Regions from separate parts of the Homo sapiens genome. Here region 1 is linked to region 2. A link is an interaction called in ENCODE POLR2A ChIA-PET data of the cell type or tissue named here. Cell type or tissue: A673. All regions are shown on one strand. Each heading gives the region's core, and the rest is flanking DNA. Links, peaks and the distances in the headings are about the cores only.

What was found. ChIA-PET counts read pairs that join two places held together with the same protein. Peaks named below come from ENCODE experiments on the same cell type or tissue, not always from the same donor. Only the 100,000 strongest peaks of a DNase experiment are listed, where the experiment ranks them.
Region 1: POLR2A ChIA-PET joins it to region 2 with 8 read pairs; 5 of 35 experiments call an interaction of 5 or more read pairs at or near these places.

Annotation. Positions count from the first base shown.
Region 1 is chr11:57,769,247-57,777,323 of GRCh38, reverse strand. All of the region lies in intron 1 of CTNND1 (catenin delta 1), which reads right to left. All of the region lies in intron 2 of TMX2-CTNND1 (TMX2-CTNND1 readthrough (NMD candidate)), which reads right to left. Among named protein-coding and RNA genes, the nearest start is that of CTNND1, 11 kb to the right of the region's middle. In A673, for the core only: no CTCF peak of the experiment used is centred there; no DNase peak of the experiment used is centred there; H3K27ac peaks cover 518 bases.
Region 2 is chr11:57,477,230-57,485,306 of GRCh38, reverse strand. RTN4RL2 (reticulon 4 receptor like 2) reads right to left here. Exons shown (of 3, transcript NM_178570.3): 3 at 7,773-8,077. SLC43A1 (solute carrier family 43 member 1) reads left to right here. Exons shown (of 15, transcript NM_003627.6): 15 at 65-773. The coding sequence ends at 211. Among named protein-coding and RNA genes, the nearest start is that of RTN4RL2, 21 kb to the right of the region's middle. RefSeq lists a silencer at 1,963-2,292. In A673, for the core only: a CTCF peak has its summit at 4,804 (motif pointing right); a DNase peak (open chromatin) is centred at 4,776.

The DNA.
Region 1 (8,077 bases), core at 2,803-5,302, 290 kb before region 2:
ACACTCCAGCCTGGGTGACCAAAAAAAGAAGGATTTAGTCCTTATCTGGATCTGGTATGACCAGGTGGCAAGGGTAGGGCAGTAATATACACAATAGCCATTCTAGGGTTGAATAGAAAAGAATATTTAGCAACACTATGGAACTTCAGCAGCAGAGCCCAGCCATTGCAAACTCTATCACTGAAGCATACACAAAAAAAGTTAACAGTCTCTTACTTGGCATGGTATCAGACTAACTCCCTTTATCTCTCAAGAATACTGAACAATTAGTTATGACTGTTAGTATTCTTATCCAATTCTTCCTTATGCATAGCCCAGACCAAATAAATGAGTTAATTAAGTACCACGGTGTGAAGTAGATATACTAAAGTAGATAAAAATAGTAGCTTTTAGTAGGGGAGAGTTTTCTGAGATACCAAAAAAAAAGTTGTAAAAGACACACCCCAGACAGAGAACTGAACACACCCACATCAATGCTGCTAATCCAAAAGGATGCTTGGCAAGTTCTCTGCATCAAATTGAGCAGGTGAGATAGAAAAGGAGTGCTGACTCAGAAATACAGTAATCCTGGGGTGTGAGGGAGGGAAGACGACAAGTATAGCCAACTGATTACAATTCAACTTAACTTCACCAGAGGTCCCAGTTCTAATTGTATCTCAGACTCTTTGCAGACATATTTAGAAAGCCCAACTAAAGGAATAATGAATGGATATGAAGAAAGCCTCTGGAGGGCCCAAGACCTAAGCTGAATACTCAATGGGTAGGAAGGATGAATCTGTTTTGCTGTCTAACTTCCCACACCCCTCTTTCTCCAAAGCAGGCCCAATGCTGAAAGAATTACAGGGAGGCGAGGCAGAAGAATGTGACTGGGAAAGGTTTAGCTACATTCCAACTAGCCAACATCCCACATAGCATTAAGAGTGCCTGAGAATTCAAACCCACTACATAAGAGTTGCTGAGACTCTGCTAACACACATCTAATTCCTGTGCCACCAACCCCCACCCCCAAACACTCTGAAGAGTAATTGAGATAGCTTGATGAAGGCACCAGCTGTTTCCACCACCACCCTCCCTCGCTCCCTCCCCTCCTGAGACCTCAGTTCAAACTCACATCAAACACTTAATACAATTGACTGGTCAGTAGGAAGGAGAAGCCTGAACTAAAATAGCAGTAACAGTGCCAACTGGCCCCACTTAGAAGGAATGCTTTCTTGGCTCAATTCAAAAATAAGAAACCTCTGTCATCCACTCCCCTCTGCCCAATTATGTTCTCCTTTCCACAACTTACCCCGCTCCGTGTCAAATGAGTTTCAGTTTCTTCCCTCCAACTCTTTGGTGTATTTTCAAATGTCAGAAAATACAAGGGAGGTGTATATAAGGTTGAATGTAAAAGTAACGTCTGAGAGATTAGGCTTCCCAGACTAAACTCAAACCTAGTACAGGGCTCCCATATAAGAACAAGGAAACAGGAGCACACACAGCACCCATCTACATGTTTCAAGTAAGGAAAAGAGTAAACCTTAAGCGGCTATACACGAACATTAGTGGTAACACGATTACTAACATAACCAGCCCCTCCCCCACCCATATTCCAAGTTGGCCAGAGTTAACCAAGGAGGAAGGGAAGGAAGCCAGCGCTTCCTTTTCAGACAGGAAGTAACATTGGCCCTTCCTGTCCAGTTTTAAACAAATTGTCCAGCTAAATTTCAATGCTAACATCCTCTCCTGAATTTGTTCCACAATTTAAAACCACAGATACAGTCTAAAGTTTTCCCTTCCTCCCAATAGGCGAGTCCTCCATACCATGCTAAGTGTTGGCATAACCCCCAAATCAAGAGGTAACATCTTTAATTCCAAAACAATACAGGACACAGAGGTAAATCACTTCACTTCAAATTAACGACCTTCTCGTCATGTCTACTACAATAAACCATCTTCTGTACTTCTCTTGTTTTGTGTGTGTGTGTGTGTGTGTTGTTTTTTTTTTTTTTCGAGACGGGGTCTCCCTATATTGCCAAAGCTGGTGTCAAACTCCTGGGCTCAAGTCTCTCCTTAGCTTCCTAAGTAGCTGAGACCAAAGGCACAGGCCACCGTGCCTGGCTCTACTTCTCACCTTAACTAAATAACCATCCACCTGAGAAATAACATATACATGTAAGCTTAATTCAAATATTCAGGTTTTGTGATCCTCAAACGTGAATGATCAGAATCACCTAGGGAGCTTTTTGAAAAAATTAAATCCCCCCTCTACATCAGTTTCTACAGGGAAGTCTGGGAATTCATGTCTTAAAAAAAAAAAAAAACCCTCATAGGCTGGGCATGGTGGCTCACACCTGTAATCCCAGCACTTTGGGAGGCTGAGGCAGGCAGATCACCTGAGGTCAGGAGTTTGAGACCAGCCTGGCCAACATGGCAAAACCCCACCTCTACTAAAAATACAAAAATTAAGCAGGTATGGTGGCGCATGCCTTAATCCCAGCTACTCAGGAGGCTAAGGCACGAGAATCACTTGAACCTGGGAGGCGGAGGTTGCAGCGAGCCAAGATCACGCCACTGCACTCCAGCCTAGGCAACAGAGTAAGACTCCATCTCAAAATAAATAAATAAATAAATAAATAAATAAATAAATAAACCCTCATAGACTCTTATGGCCTGTTGTGAACCACTGTAGTGGCCTATCCCTAACAACCCACTGACTTTCTTGCTAAAAGGGCACTGGTTATAAAATACATTATTTGGGCCAGTTTTACTGCTCACCAGACAGCTCAGATCATTATTCAGTCTAGATTAGAGGCTCTTTGAAAGCATGAATCTAAATATAAGGATGGCTGGAATGGCACAGTCCTAACTCCTGTACTGCAGACTTAGAACCTAGAAGGAAGAACTGTCTCACTTGCCAGCACCATCTTCTCTGGAATCCCGAGTTGCTACATTGTAGGATATCCCTCTGTACACTGCAGATTGGAGAACACAATTATGTTTAAAACATCTTAGATGGCCTTCAAGGAACAAAGAGCTATGCCAAATTTTCAAAACCTGGTTGCATATTCTATCCCAAAAGAACTCCAAAGTCTTAAATCTACCATTAAAGACCCTAGATAATTCTAAACCACTTGACAACAGAGAGAGAACCAGAAACTCTGGATCCAAGTGGTTACCTCTGACACTTATGCAAGCCACTTTAACTTCTGGTTTGAGTAAGAGCAAGCGAATAGCAAAAGGTCTTTAAAAGAACTAAAAAGTGAAATATTCCCACAAGTAAACATGTGTCACCGAAGACTCAAGAAAGAAGAATGGCATTAAAAGACATACTCTCTCCCAGATCCCAAAGTCAAACAATAAAGGTACATTTAAAACAAAACCAAAAATAAAATTGTTTTGTTTTTTGAGACGGAGTCTCACTCTGTTGCCCAGGCTGGAATGCAATAGTGCAATCTCAATGCAACCTCCGCCTCCAGGGTTCAAGCCATTCTCCTGCCTCGGCCTCCTGAGTATATGGAACTACAAGTACCCACCACCACGCCCGGCTAATTTTTATATTTTTTTTTTAGTAGAGATGAGGTTTTGCTATGTTGGCCAGGCTGGTCTCTAACTCCTGACCTCAAGCGATCCGCCCACCTCAGCTTCCCAAAGTGCTGGGATTACAGATGTAAGCCACTGCACCCAGCCAAAAAAATTTTTTAATTTAAAAAAAAAAAAAAAGACATAGCCAGGCGTGGTGGCATGCACCCATAATCCCAGCTACTCAGGAGGCTGAGACAGGAGAATCACTTGAACCCAGGAGGTGGAGGTTGCAGTGAGCCGAGGTCGTGCCATTGCACTCCAGCCTGGGCAACAAGAGCTTAAACTCCGTCTCAAAAAAAAAAAAAAACATAATCTCAGGTACTCTCAGGCTGGCCACAGTGACTCATGCCTGTAATTACTGCACTTTGGGAGGCCAAAGGAGGAGGATCACTTGAGCCCAGGAGTTCGAGACCAGCCTGGGCAACATATAGAGACCATGTCTCTACAAAAAACACAAAAAGTAGCCAGATGTGATGGAGGCTGAGATGGGAGGATCATTTGAGCCTGGGAAGTCAAGGCTGCAATAAATTATGATCATGTCACTGCACTCCAGCCTGGATGACAGAGCAAAGCTCTATCTCAAAAAACTCTCAAGACAACCACAAACATCTCACACCATCTATATATGATGAAGTAATACATATAAACCAGTTGTTTAAAACAATTTCAAAATTTTGGGTAATCTCTGATTGCCTGGATTATTTCCCATGCAAGACGATACAGTTACCTGAACAAAGGAGGAGATGGGAAGAAAAAAAGTTTCTTGGTTGAGGGCATCCCTAATATTAAGTAACCAGATGACAACCAGATAAGCATAATTAAAGGAAAGAACAGAGGGTAACCAGGTTAAGAGCCAGGGCTAAAAACTCCAAAGAGAGAGGAGGAGACGGGTGAGAGAAAGAGAGAGAAAGAGGGAGAGGGAGAGAGAGAGAGGAGACAGAGCGAGACAGAGAGAGAGAGAGAGAACGAGACAGAGACTCTCACTGAGGGACAGACCAGCTAAACCAGAAATCTTAAGAGGGAAAGTAACAGTGTGTGATTCAAGACATAGGTATTCAATCAAATATCCTTTTACTTTCGTATATGCATGGAACATCAAATCACTAAATAGTTGGTGCTTCTTCCTCAACTCCAAAGTCAACTAGGTAAAGTGGCTCAGGATGTGCTTTAATAACCTCTAATGCCTAAACAAACATAAGGAAAGTTAGTTTCAGGGATAATCATCTCTCCCAATGTGCAAGACAGAAATACGGATATGGTGACCTATAAAGGGGTCCTCAAAGCCATGAATTCTCAACAATCAGGGCATGGGGAAACAGGAGCTTTTTGGTCAAATGAGCAAAAGGAGAAGCAGCAGACAAGTGGGGCAAGCCTATTTGGTCAAAAGCACATAAACCAAACCAATAAATTTTGTCCTCAAAAGGAAACTGTACAGGTCTAGGCTGTCACTCCTGCTTATAGAAAACTGACTAGTTAGATAAGAAGATGGAGAAATATACAGTATTTCTCTTGGAAAGAAAAATTTGGGGGCTGGGCACAGTAGCTCACACCTGTAATCCCAGCACTTTGGGAGGGCGAGGCAGGCAGATCACTTGAGCTCAGAAGTTTGAGACCAGCCTGGGCAACAGGGAAAAACCCTGTCTCTACAAAAAAAAAAAAAAAATACAAAAATTAGCTGGGTGTAGTAGTGCATGCCTATAGTCCCAGCTACTCAGGAGGCTGAGGTGGGAGGATGGCTTGAGCGTGGGAGGCGGAGGCTGCACTGAGCTGAGATTGTTAACACTGCCGAGACAGACCTTGTATCAAAAAAGAAAAAAAAAAAAGAAAAAGAAAAATTTTGATCCCACTTCCCAAAAACATATCAGCTTATTCTAAGTAGCTGCCTTATTATCATTCTCTAAGACAAAGGTAATCAACCTATGCAAAATCTGCTACTATGCAAATTATCTGCTAACTATACTTTCATGGAGATTCCACAATGGGAGAAATATGGAGGTTGGGTCAGGTGCTACCTCAAGTTACAAGAAAGACACAAAAATTCGGTAACAGCCGTTGTCTCTGGGGTTTGAAGTGGAGATAATTTTTCTTTGTACAATATAGTATACAACAAGACCCTACATTATTCCCCTTCCCCCAAAATACATTCCCATTGGTCCTCTCTGGACAGGTCTCTTACTTCTCCTTCCCTCCCCTCAATCTCTTTTGTTCATTGGCAATAACCAGCCTCAGGGCCTTTGCACTTCCTACTCCTCATATCTACATGACTCCATCCTCCATTTCTCTTGGTCTCTCTCAAACATACCTTACACATGAGACCCTCCCTGACCACTCTATATAAAATAACCTCACCCCCACCCTGAGACGTTCTTTCCTCCATACTACTCATTCTACTTTACTTTTTTCTCAATAATATTACCACACTCTGACATACTACATATTTACTCGCTTATTATTTGTCTCTCACAACTAGAATGTAAGCTCTTTGAGAACAAACAGTAGGTCTATTTTGTTTATTGTTGTACTTCAGTGTATGGCATAAACAGACTCTCAAATTTCTTTTGAATGGAGATGTTTTACTTCCTTCTTCAATGAATACAAAAAGTTAAATTTTAGAAAAAAAAAACAACTTTCTTTTCTTTTTCTATACTTTTTTTTTTCCAACTGTGATCTTAGTTAGGCCTATGAAGAGGCCTAGGTAGTCTTACCTGCCTATTTGGCTGACCTTCAGCACGGTAGACATCCAAGAGGCCAACTGTGCCCCAGTTAACAAAGTAGTCAATAGAGAGCAGAACAGCAATGAGGTTACAGAACTTCCCCCATTCCAACAAAGCAGGAAATAAATCAGATTGGCACCAATTTCTCTTTTAAAATAGGCTATTTTAAAAGTGTACTGAATATACACCAGCTACTTTATTTCAATGAGATTTACTTCACTTGCAATGAAATGGGAACTGCAGGTGCTTTGATAAAGGTATTGAGAAGTTGACCTAGTTTCTATAACAATGTCTTATGTCCTCAACCATGAGAATATATTTTAGTTTCTTAAAATATGAGCTTCCTAAAACAAAAATCTTTTCTTTTCTTTTTTTTTATTTTTTTATTTTTTTTGAGATGGAGTCTCACTCTCTCGCCAGGCTAGAGTGCAGTGGCGCGATTTCGGCTCATTGCAACCTCTGCCTCCTGGGTTCAAGGGATTCTTCTGCCTCAGCCTCCTGAGGAGCTGGGACTACAGGCATGTGCCACCACGCCCAGCTAATTTTTGAAATTTTAGTAGACACAGGGTTTCACCACGTTGGCCAGGATGGTCTCAATCTCTTGACCTCGTGATCCGCCTGCCTCGGCCTCCCAAAGTGCTAGGATTACAGGTGTGAGCCACCGAGCCCAACCGTGTAACAAAAATCTTTCTTTTTTTTTTTTATTTTTTATTTTTGAGACGGAGTCTCACTCTGTTGCCCAGGCTGGAGTGCAGTGGTGCGATCTCCACTCGCCGCAACCTCCACCTCACAGATTCAAGCAATTCTCCTGCCTCAGCTTCCCGAGTAGCTGGGATTACAGGCGCCCGCCACCACGCCCGGCTAATTTTTGTATTTTTAGTAGAGACAGGGTTTCACCATTTTGGCCAGGCTGGTCTCAAACTCCTGACCTCAGGTGAACCACCTGCCTTCGGCCTCCCAAAGTGCTGGGATTACAGGCATGAACCACCACCGCGCCCAGCCACAAAAATCTTTTCACTCCACAAAGATACCTCCTAATGTGCTACTGCACTACAACATAGAACAACATAGAAAGCATAAATAAAACAGATGATTTACTCCGGAGAAAGTAATTTTTTTTTTGCTCAACTGTCAACTAAACCAAAATGAGTAATTAATCAAGAAATGCAGATGAAATCTAAAAATCAAAGATAAAACCAATCTGAATCACTAGAAGAGATCAGTCTTCTTGGATTACAATTGTATGCCTAAACTAGATCTAACTGAAATGAAGTGGTATCCTAACAGTTGTACCTTTAGCACATGGGTACAAGAAACAGAAATACGTCTTTATGTTAACTGTTAGTGAGGCAAAGCAACGCCCATGAAGACCTAAGGGAAAACCTAAAGGGAAAAAAAGGAAACCCAACCTAAAAGAAAAAAAAGATAGGGGAGGCAAGAGGAGGCAAAGAGAGACAAAGGAAGACACCACAGAGAACAGGAAAGCAAAAGAAAAGGAGAAAATACAGGAGAATTGGTAGAAGAAATTATAGGTAAAATAAATGTGAGGAACTGAATGTGGGAGGCTACAGAGTGCCAAAAGAAATTAGCTTAAATAGCCAGGCAAGGTGGTGTGTGCCTGTAGTCCCAGCTACTCCAGGGGCTGAAGTAGGAGAATCACTTGAGCCCAGGAGTTGGAGACAGGGCAACATACCAAGACTCTGTCTCTCTGTTTTTTTTTTTTTGAGACGGAGTCTCGCCCTGTCGCCCAGGCTGGGGTGCAATGACATGATATCGGCTCACTGCAACCTCCACCTCCC
Region 2 (8,077 bases), core at 3,737-6,236:
CCTGTGGGAGGCTAAGGGCAGATGACTACCTACTTGACTCTGTTTCTCTCTCCTTGCCCTAAAGGTGAATCTGGGCCTCCTGCTATTCTCACTCCTGGGATTCCTGTTGCCTTCCTACCTCTTCTATTACCGTGCCCGGCTCCAGCAGGAGTACGCCGCCAATGGGATGGGCCCACTGAAGGTGCTTAGCGGCTCTGAGGTGACCGCATAGACTTCTCAGACCAAGGGACCTGGATGACAGGCAATCAAGGCCTGAGCAACCAAAAGGAGTGCCCCATATGGCTTTTCTACCTGTAACATGCACATAGAGCCATGGCCGTAGATTTATAAATACCAAGAGAAGTTCTATTTTTGTAAAGACTGCAAAAAGGAGGAAAAAAAACCTTCAAAAACGCCCCCTAAGTCAACGCTCCATTGACTGAAGACAGTCCCTATCCTAGAGGGGTTGAGCCTTCTTCCTCCTTGGGTTGGAGGAGACCAGGGTGCCTCTTATCTCCTTCTAGCGGTCTGCCTCCTGGTACCTCTTGGGGGGATCGGCAAACAGGCTACCCCTGAGGTCCCATGTGCCATGAGTGTGCACACATGCATGTGTCTGTGTATGTGTGAATGTGAGAGAGACACAGCCCTCCTTTCAGAAGGAAAGGGGCCTGAGGTGCCAGCTGTGTCCTGGGTTAGGGGTTGGGGGTCGGCCCCTTCCAGGGCCAGGAGGGCAGGTTCCCTCTCTGGTGCTGCTGCTTGCAAGTCTTAGAGGAAATAAAAAGGGAAGTGAGAGACTGGCTGGTGTGCGCCTGTCTTTGGCGGTTGGTGGGGGGTGTCTTCCCACACCCCCATCCTTCTTCACCCAGGCTCAGCTGGGCATTAACTAGGACGCTTGGCATGCCAGCCCGTTCGCCTCTGGCTGTCTGGCTCACCTCCCTGTTCCCAACCATGCCCTGCCCTTAGTGCTTGGAGGGAGTCCAGCTCCTGCCCCCTACTTCCCAGGATTTGGGGTACATCCAGGAAGCTGGCTTTTCTCCATACAGAGGATTAGGACAGAATGCTTTAGAAAGAATGCTAAGGTATGACTCAAACTTCCCACCATAGCATCCCTAGGGCCTGCCGAAAGTAACACTTTTTTGGAGTCTCCTATTTTATCTTAAAACTTTATGCAAATTTTGAGCTTCCTTGTTATACTATATTTACATTTACCTTTAACATTAAAGTGAGGCTTTAAAGTAAATAAATAAATAACGTGAAGCTTTAAAATTATCTATATCAAGAGAAGACACCATCAGTGAGGACAAGAGATCCTGCAGAAAGACATACCTTATTTATCCAGCCCTGCACCTGCTTGTGCCTCTGGGACATAAGCCCTGGAGGTTAGAGCAAGTCCCCAAATGAAGGGAAAACTAACATTGGTTTAGGATCTGTCTGTTCTACACAGCTATCTCATTTTATCCAAACTATAGCCTAAGAGGTTGGTGTTGTCATTCTTTCTTGTCGCTGTAGGAAACAAGCCCAGAGAGGTTAAGGCACACACCCAAGGGCACACAGTGTTAGGTGGTGGAGCTCAATTTGGAACCTCGGCAGTCTGTGGAAAGGATAGCTCTGCAGAAAGGAGGTCCCAAGCTTCTTTCCGGTTCTCAGCTGCTCCTGGGGCCAAGAGTGACCTCAGAGGCCTTGGCCATCTCCCCCACCTCCAAAGGTTGGCTCTGTAAGACAGCATTCCAGCTAAGCCATTTTCCCTCCCTTTGTCTTTGTTTCTCTTGAGAAGTTAATAAGAGAGACTGTCCCCTCCGTTTTCAGATAGGAAAACCTGTCCTCAGGGGTCTGGAGACTTGGCAAAGTCACATCGCAGATCCCTGCTGCTCTGAGCCCAGACTCCCGACTTCCAACACTGACTTTTTTTGTTTTTGTAAAGTACAAAATCAGAATTGGCTAGCACCCACCAGCGGGTTCGGCTGGCTTTCAGTAGGCTTGCCGGGGTCTCTGCACTCTGTGTCCGGGATCCTCAATTTGCGAATAGTCTGGGGAGGCTGAGCGCGAGCCAGGAGCGGACCCGGGGGTGGGGGTAAGCGCCACGTGCGCGCCAGGTCCTTGGTGTGCCCGGCAGGCGGCGCTGCGTGGCTGCGGCTGGCTCCGAGGGTGCGGGGGGCGGCGACCCGGGAGGGAAAACCCCTGCCTCTTCCCGGGGCTTGCTCTGCCCGTCCTTTAAACTCGCCCTACACCCTCCCCGACTCCCGTCCTTGCAAGCGTTATCTGCAGCCTCACCGGCCCTCGCAACGGTGGTGGTGGTTGGTGGGGGGTCTCGAAGCTTGCCTCTGGCCAGCCGGACCCCGGTGGGAGATGGAGGCAGAAATTCCGGCCTCCTAGGAGAAGGGCGTCTGCTCACTCCCCCACTCCCCGGGGCTTGGGGAGGGGGCTGGGCAGGGGCGGAAGCGAGCTGGAGCCGTGTTTGTCGCGGCGCTGCGGAGTGGAACAGATGGCTGGGGAGGGGAGAGGGTGCGTGGCGGGGAGGAGGAGGGGTGCGGGGGCCGGAGGATAGGGAACGAGGAATTTCGAAGCCTGGAGTCTCCCAGGAGAAGCCCCCCTCCCCGTCTTTTCCCAGAAAGGGGGGCATATATGCGCCTGCCTTTTTCCCGGAGAGCCCTGGCCTCTGCCCTGTGGCAGACCCTGCCGCGCAATCCTCTGCCCCAGGGCGCGCCCCTCACCCCCAAACCCCCGCCGCGGGACGGGGTGGCGGGGTCAGGACCGCCAGGAGCGGCCCGGGTCGCGAGGGTTAATGGGGCCGCCCTCCCAGGGGCGAGGAGGCGGCGGGAAACGGGCTCGGGGTGGGGAACGAGTTCTGGGATCGCAAATAGCAAAGGAAAAACATGTTAATTGGAGCTTTATGCAGATGAGCTAGGACTGGGGACTGTGGGGTAGAAGGAGGGACAAGGTCGGACCTCGAGGAGCGTTGGTGGGCTCTGGCCGGGGGAGTGATGGACGCCTATCCAGGTATCTGCGTGTTGAGCCTCCCGGGAAGGCCGCTGGTGCCCGGGGATGAGAGGCTTCCTCTCTGACCCACCCCCCAGAAACAAGGTTGGGGGCTCTCCAGGGTCTCCACGTCCTCGGTCTCAGATTGCCACGAAGAGAGGGCGGGGTGCACCCTGCAAGTGTCTGCTTCGGTTTCTGGCTGCTGACCTGTCTCACCTTGGCTGTGGCCCCCTCCTCCCCGGTCTGGCTTGGTCTCCACTCACTTTGCCTCCTCTATCTGTTACTCCCCACACCTGGCATCACCCTTTCCACTCGGTATTGTCTGAAACCTTCCCCAAGTGTGACCCCTTCCCCCTTTGCATTTTCCTTTCTGCCCCCCACAGAACCACTCCACCTTTGAGGCGTGTCTCAAACTTTGGAGTGCTTCATAACCCACCTCCGCTTGCTAAAATGCAGATTCCAGGGCCCCCTTAGCTATCTGATTCAGCAGATCTGAGGGGCTCAGGAATCAGCTTCCTACTTAAATCAGATGCAAAAGGCCCTTATTTTATAGAAACACTGGGCAAGGGATTGGTGGGCTGGAAAGATTGGGTAAGTCTCCTTTGACAGCCCCCACCCCTTCCTCAGTGCTCACCTCTCCACACAGGAGAATTGAAACTTTCACCAAGTGCAGTCCTCTCTGCTTCTGTATGATGATACCAGGCGTGGAGAAGATGGAGGGAAGGAAGGAAGGAAGGAAGGAAGGAAGGAAGGAAGGAAGGGAGGGAGGGAGGGAGGGAGGGAGGGAGGGAGGGAGGGAGGGAGGGAGGGATGAAGGAATGAGTCTGTGCCTGGCTCTTCTCTCTCTGAGCAGGGTCTTCCCTTCCTCTCTCCACTGCCCACTTCCCTCCCCTCTGCTAGGGCTTCGCCATCTATCCTCCTCTCTCACTCCACCAGCCTTGCACACTTTCTTATTTCTCTGCCACCTCCTCACCTGAAGTTTCTACAAAGGCCAAAGGATCTTGAGGTGGGGAGTTTGGGCCTGAAGAGAAAGGGGAGAACCAACCAAAGTTCCTACCTTCGAAGCAATAGCCAGAGACATCTTTGGGGTTGGAAGAAAAGCTGGAAGAGGGAGGCAGAACTTGAGGAAAGAGAATAATAACAGCAAGCATGTAGGTCACTTTGCCATGGGCTATTGCACTGAGTCCCCACAACAAATTGATTTAGGCTGGCACTATTGTCCCCAGCTTACAAAACAAAAACAAACCCACAGAACTCTAATGTTCAGAGAGGTTAAGTAACTTGCCCAAGGTCACACAGCTTACTAGTGGGAACATAACTAGGTCATTTACCCTTCTACTGTCCCAAAACCGTTTCTCCAGAGGCCACTGAATATCTGTCCCAGGCCTGCCCTCCTGCAGGGGCAATGGGGTTGGAGAAGGGCATCATGTACAGAGGTGAAAGGAGATGCTCAGTTTTCAGAACATCTGACAAGTCTATCTGGAAGCATTAAAAATTCATATAGAAACCTGACCCCAGCTGGACCTTGGGCCTGCCACCTGGTCTATCCCTGGCCTCCTGGACTCTCAGAGTCTGTTGGGAAATTTCCCTTCCACAGTGTCCTGAGAGTCCCAAGTCTGTATTTCATTGGAGAGGAGTTCCTCTCGGATTAGGGATCGAAAATTGGGAGCCCGCAGCTAGGGAAACAGGGCTGAGAACCGTCCCCCCCCTACTCTGGGTGTAAGAACCTTAGAGGCTTAAGGGCTTATAAACCTTATCATCTGGTGTCCTAGTCCTCTCCCCAGGCGGTTAGATGCTCATTCTCTGTTCTAGACGACTGAAGCCTGGCTGTGCTTCCCAAGGTGGCCAGTCGGGGGCAGCCGTCTGCTTGGAGGGAGCCAGAGCCTGAGCCTCTGTCTGCTGCTTTGAAGAACCCCTGTATATGGTCAGAGAGGTGCAGTCTTGGCCTTGGGAAAGGGCTCTGGAGTCTGAGATCTGAGGAGGGGGAAGAGGTTTCCTACTTCAGGAGAGACTGAGAAATTTTAGGGGGGCACTCAAAGTCGGTTGGTGGGTTTCACATACATGATAACTGGTGGCCAGTATGATACAAACGTTCTAGCTGGAGTGAAGGTTTGGGATGAGATTGTGAGAGAAAAGGCTAGAAAAGCAGTTGGTACCAGACTCTGAGGGATCTTTGATGCTCTGCTAAGGTGTTTTACCTTTACCCTATAGGCATTAGGAAGCCATTACAGGCTCCTGAGTGACATCATAACATATGCAAATTTTGATCAGATGAATCTGGTCACCACGGTATGGCTGGGTGGGAGGGAGGGAGAGATTCCATGTAGGAAACCAGCGAGGAGGTTATCGCAGTTTTCTTTTATATTCCAGGCATGAGGTAATGAGTAGCTGGAGCAGGGAGGTGGTGGGGAGAATGGGAAGGAAGGGATAGACTGTGGCTGGGTGGGGGACTGGGTAACTGAATAGATGCAGGAAATTAGAGAAAGGGAGGAGTTAATTACAACTAGGCTGGGTGTCTGGCAGACGAAAATGCAGAATGGGGGTACACTCAGAATGTGGGAGGTGAATGAATTTTGCTTTTTTCAGGGGATAGAGGAATCTCAGACAAATCCCTTCCTTTCTATGGCCTCAGTTTCCCCATCAGAGCATTGGTGGGGGTTGGGCTGGATGGCCTTGAACATCCCTCCTATCTCAGGGTGTGTGGGTCAAGGTGGTGAATCTGGGTTGTTTGGAGAGTTTGGGGGTCTGCGCATGTGAGATCGCTGGAGGTGATCTCTGCTGGGTCCTGATTGAGTGGGTGTGCATGTCAGTGTGCATGTCAGAATTTAGGGGACACCTGCCTGTTTGTGGGACCCGTGGGTGGTTGGTGTGCTTGCACGTGCTACATGGCTCTGCTTGGTGCGAGTGTGTGTGAGAGCTCGGGAGTGTGGGTGTGCACGTGATGGGCGTCCGTGGGTCTGTCTGGGCTGGTGGTGGGAGGGGTGGGGGTTGGTGGAGAGTGGCTTTGCTTCAGGCTTCTTCCTGAGGCTCACACACTCCTCTTGCTTTCACTGTTCTGAAATAGCATCTGGACCGATGGCCCATGAATATTTCACAATGATAATTCTATGACCTGGACAGCCTGCCTCTAATTTACCAGCAGCTCCCCTCCCCCTGCCCAGGCCCCAGCAGCCCCTCCTCCACCAGAGCTCTTGTCTGGCTGTCCCTCCAATCCAACCCATTAACCTCCTCACAGCCAGCCTGACACAAGCCCCTGCAAGACCCCAGACTCCGAGCTCCCTGGGTTTCTGACCAGCTGCTCTCACTCTCCCCCAGCCCACCCCACACCCTTAACCGGAGTCTACCTGCCTCAGGCTTAGATGCTGATTTCTTCTCCTTTCTTCTCTTCTTCTCAAGATCATTTGACCTCCCTAGCCAGAATCACAGAACCTCAGCCTGCTTCCTCAAGCCCTAGCATCTAGGCCCCCTCTATCTTTCTATTCCCACCTCCCAAGCTAGATTTTTTTTTTTTTTTTTTTTTTTTTTTTTAGACAGAGTCTCTGTCACCCAGGCTGGAGTGATTCTTGTGCCTCAGCCTCCTGAGTACCTGGGACTATAGGCACCCGCCGTCACGCCTGGCTAATTTTTTTGAATTTTTAGTAGAGACGGGGTTTCTGCCATGTTGGCCAGGCTGGTCTTGAACTCCTGACCTCAAGTGATCTGTCCACCTCAGCCTCCCAGAGTGCTGGGATTACAGACGTTGAGACATCACACCCCACTCCAAACTAGATTCTTAAAAAAACATTTTTAAGAGACTCAGTCTCGATATGTTGTCCAGGCTAGTCTCAAATTCTTGGCCTCAAGTGATCCTCCCACGTCAGCCTCCCAATTAGCTGGGATTACAGGTGCAAGCGACCACACCCTGCCCAAGCTAGATTCTTAGCTCCAAATTCAAACTACCAAACTTCTCTCCAAGTGCTCAGTCTGATGAGACTCACCCCTAAATCCCAACCCAAGTCCTTCTTAGCCTGAGCTCTTCCCAGTCCCCAGCCTCTCTTCCACACACCAGAAAGATGAAGGTTCTGATTGTACCTCAAGCCAGTAATGCATCCCAATTTGGGATTCCTGTCCCTCTGATCACCCGAGTTCCTCGGTCCCTCTTCTAGCCTGTTTGGAAACCTGCTTCTCTGACCTGGTTCATCCCTGATGGCTTCTACCTCACAGGAGCTGAGAGAGAGACCACATACCCACAGGGTTGCTGTGTGCAGGTGTGTACGCTGTGCACTGCACAAGGGCACTTAGCCAAGGAGGCAAGTGTACGCGGAAACCCAGCCTTGGTCTCTGTTTGCTAAGGTGTTTGCTCTGGCATGGGGCTGTGTTTCCCTGAGGGAGCAGTGCCTTGTTCACATTTACCCAAAGCCATGTTGGGGCTGTCTGTGACCAGGAGTGTGTATGTGACTCCTCCTTGCAGGAGAACTGCTCTTGTTTCCTGAAGGAACAGGGTCTGGAAGAGGGCTGTTAACCAGACAGCAGGTCTTCCCCAGGCTTAGTTCCTCAGGCGCCAGACCACTCAGGGTTGGCTGCAGCTCTTCCCCTGGACAAATGAAGAGAAGAGGTGCCACCAGCACCCACTCTTGGCTGCCACACTGCGCCTCACCTAGAATGCAGGGCTTCAGCTCCTCCTCATGGCGGGGGAGCGCACACCACCTCCAGCCACCAGGAAGCTCTTTGATGGCGGGGGACGGCTCCCCTTCTCCAACCCTCCTGGCCCTGCAATCCTTACATTCTGAGACCTCATCCCGCTTTCGGGGTCCCAAGTCAACAAATCTTACAGTAGATAAAATAATAGAATTTTTTAATAAATTTTTTTTCCCAAACAACTTCTTTTGATCTTCACCACGCAGGGGCCACAGTGGAGAGGAAAGTTCTCTCCAGGTGCCCTAAAAAGTGTCCAGGGTAGACTTAGGAGAAAAGTATTCCTCCAGTGTCAGGAGGTTGAGGGGACTAGGGTAAGCAGGGGTCAGGGTCAGCCTGGCCCTGACTGAGGCATCCCCCAAAGGGTCCTGGGTGGGGCTCCCTGGGGGAGCTTCCAAAGGCTCTGCTGGTGGAAGACGCTCTGCAGACAAAAGCCCCTCTGGTGTCC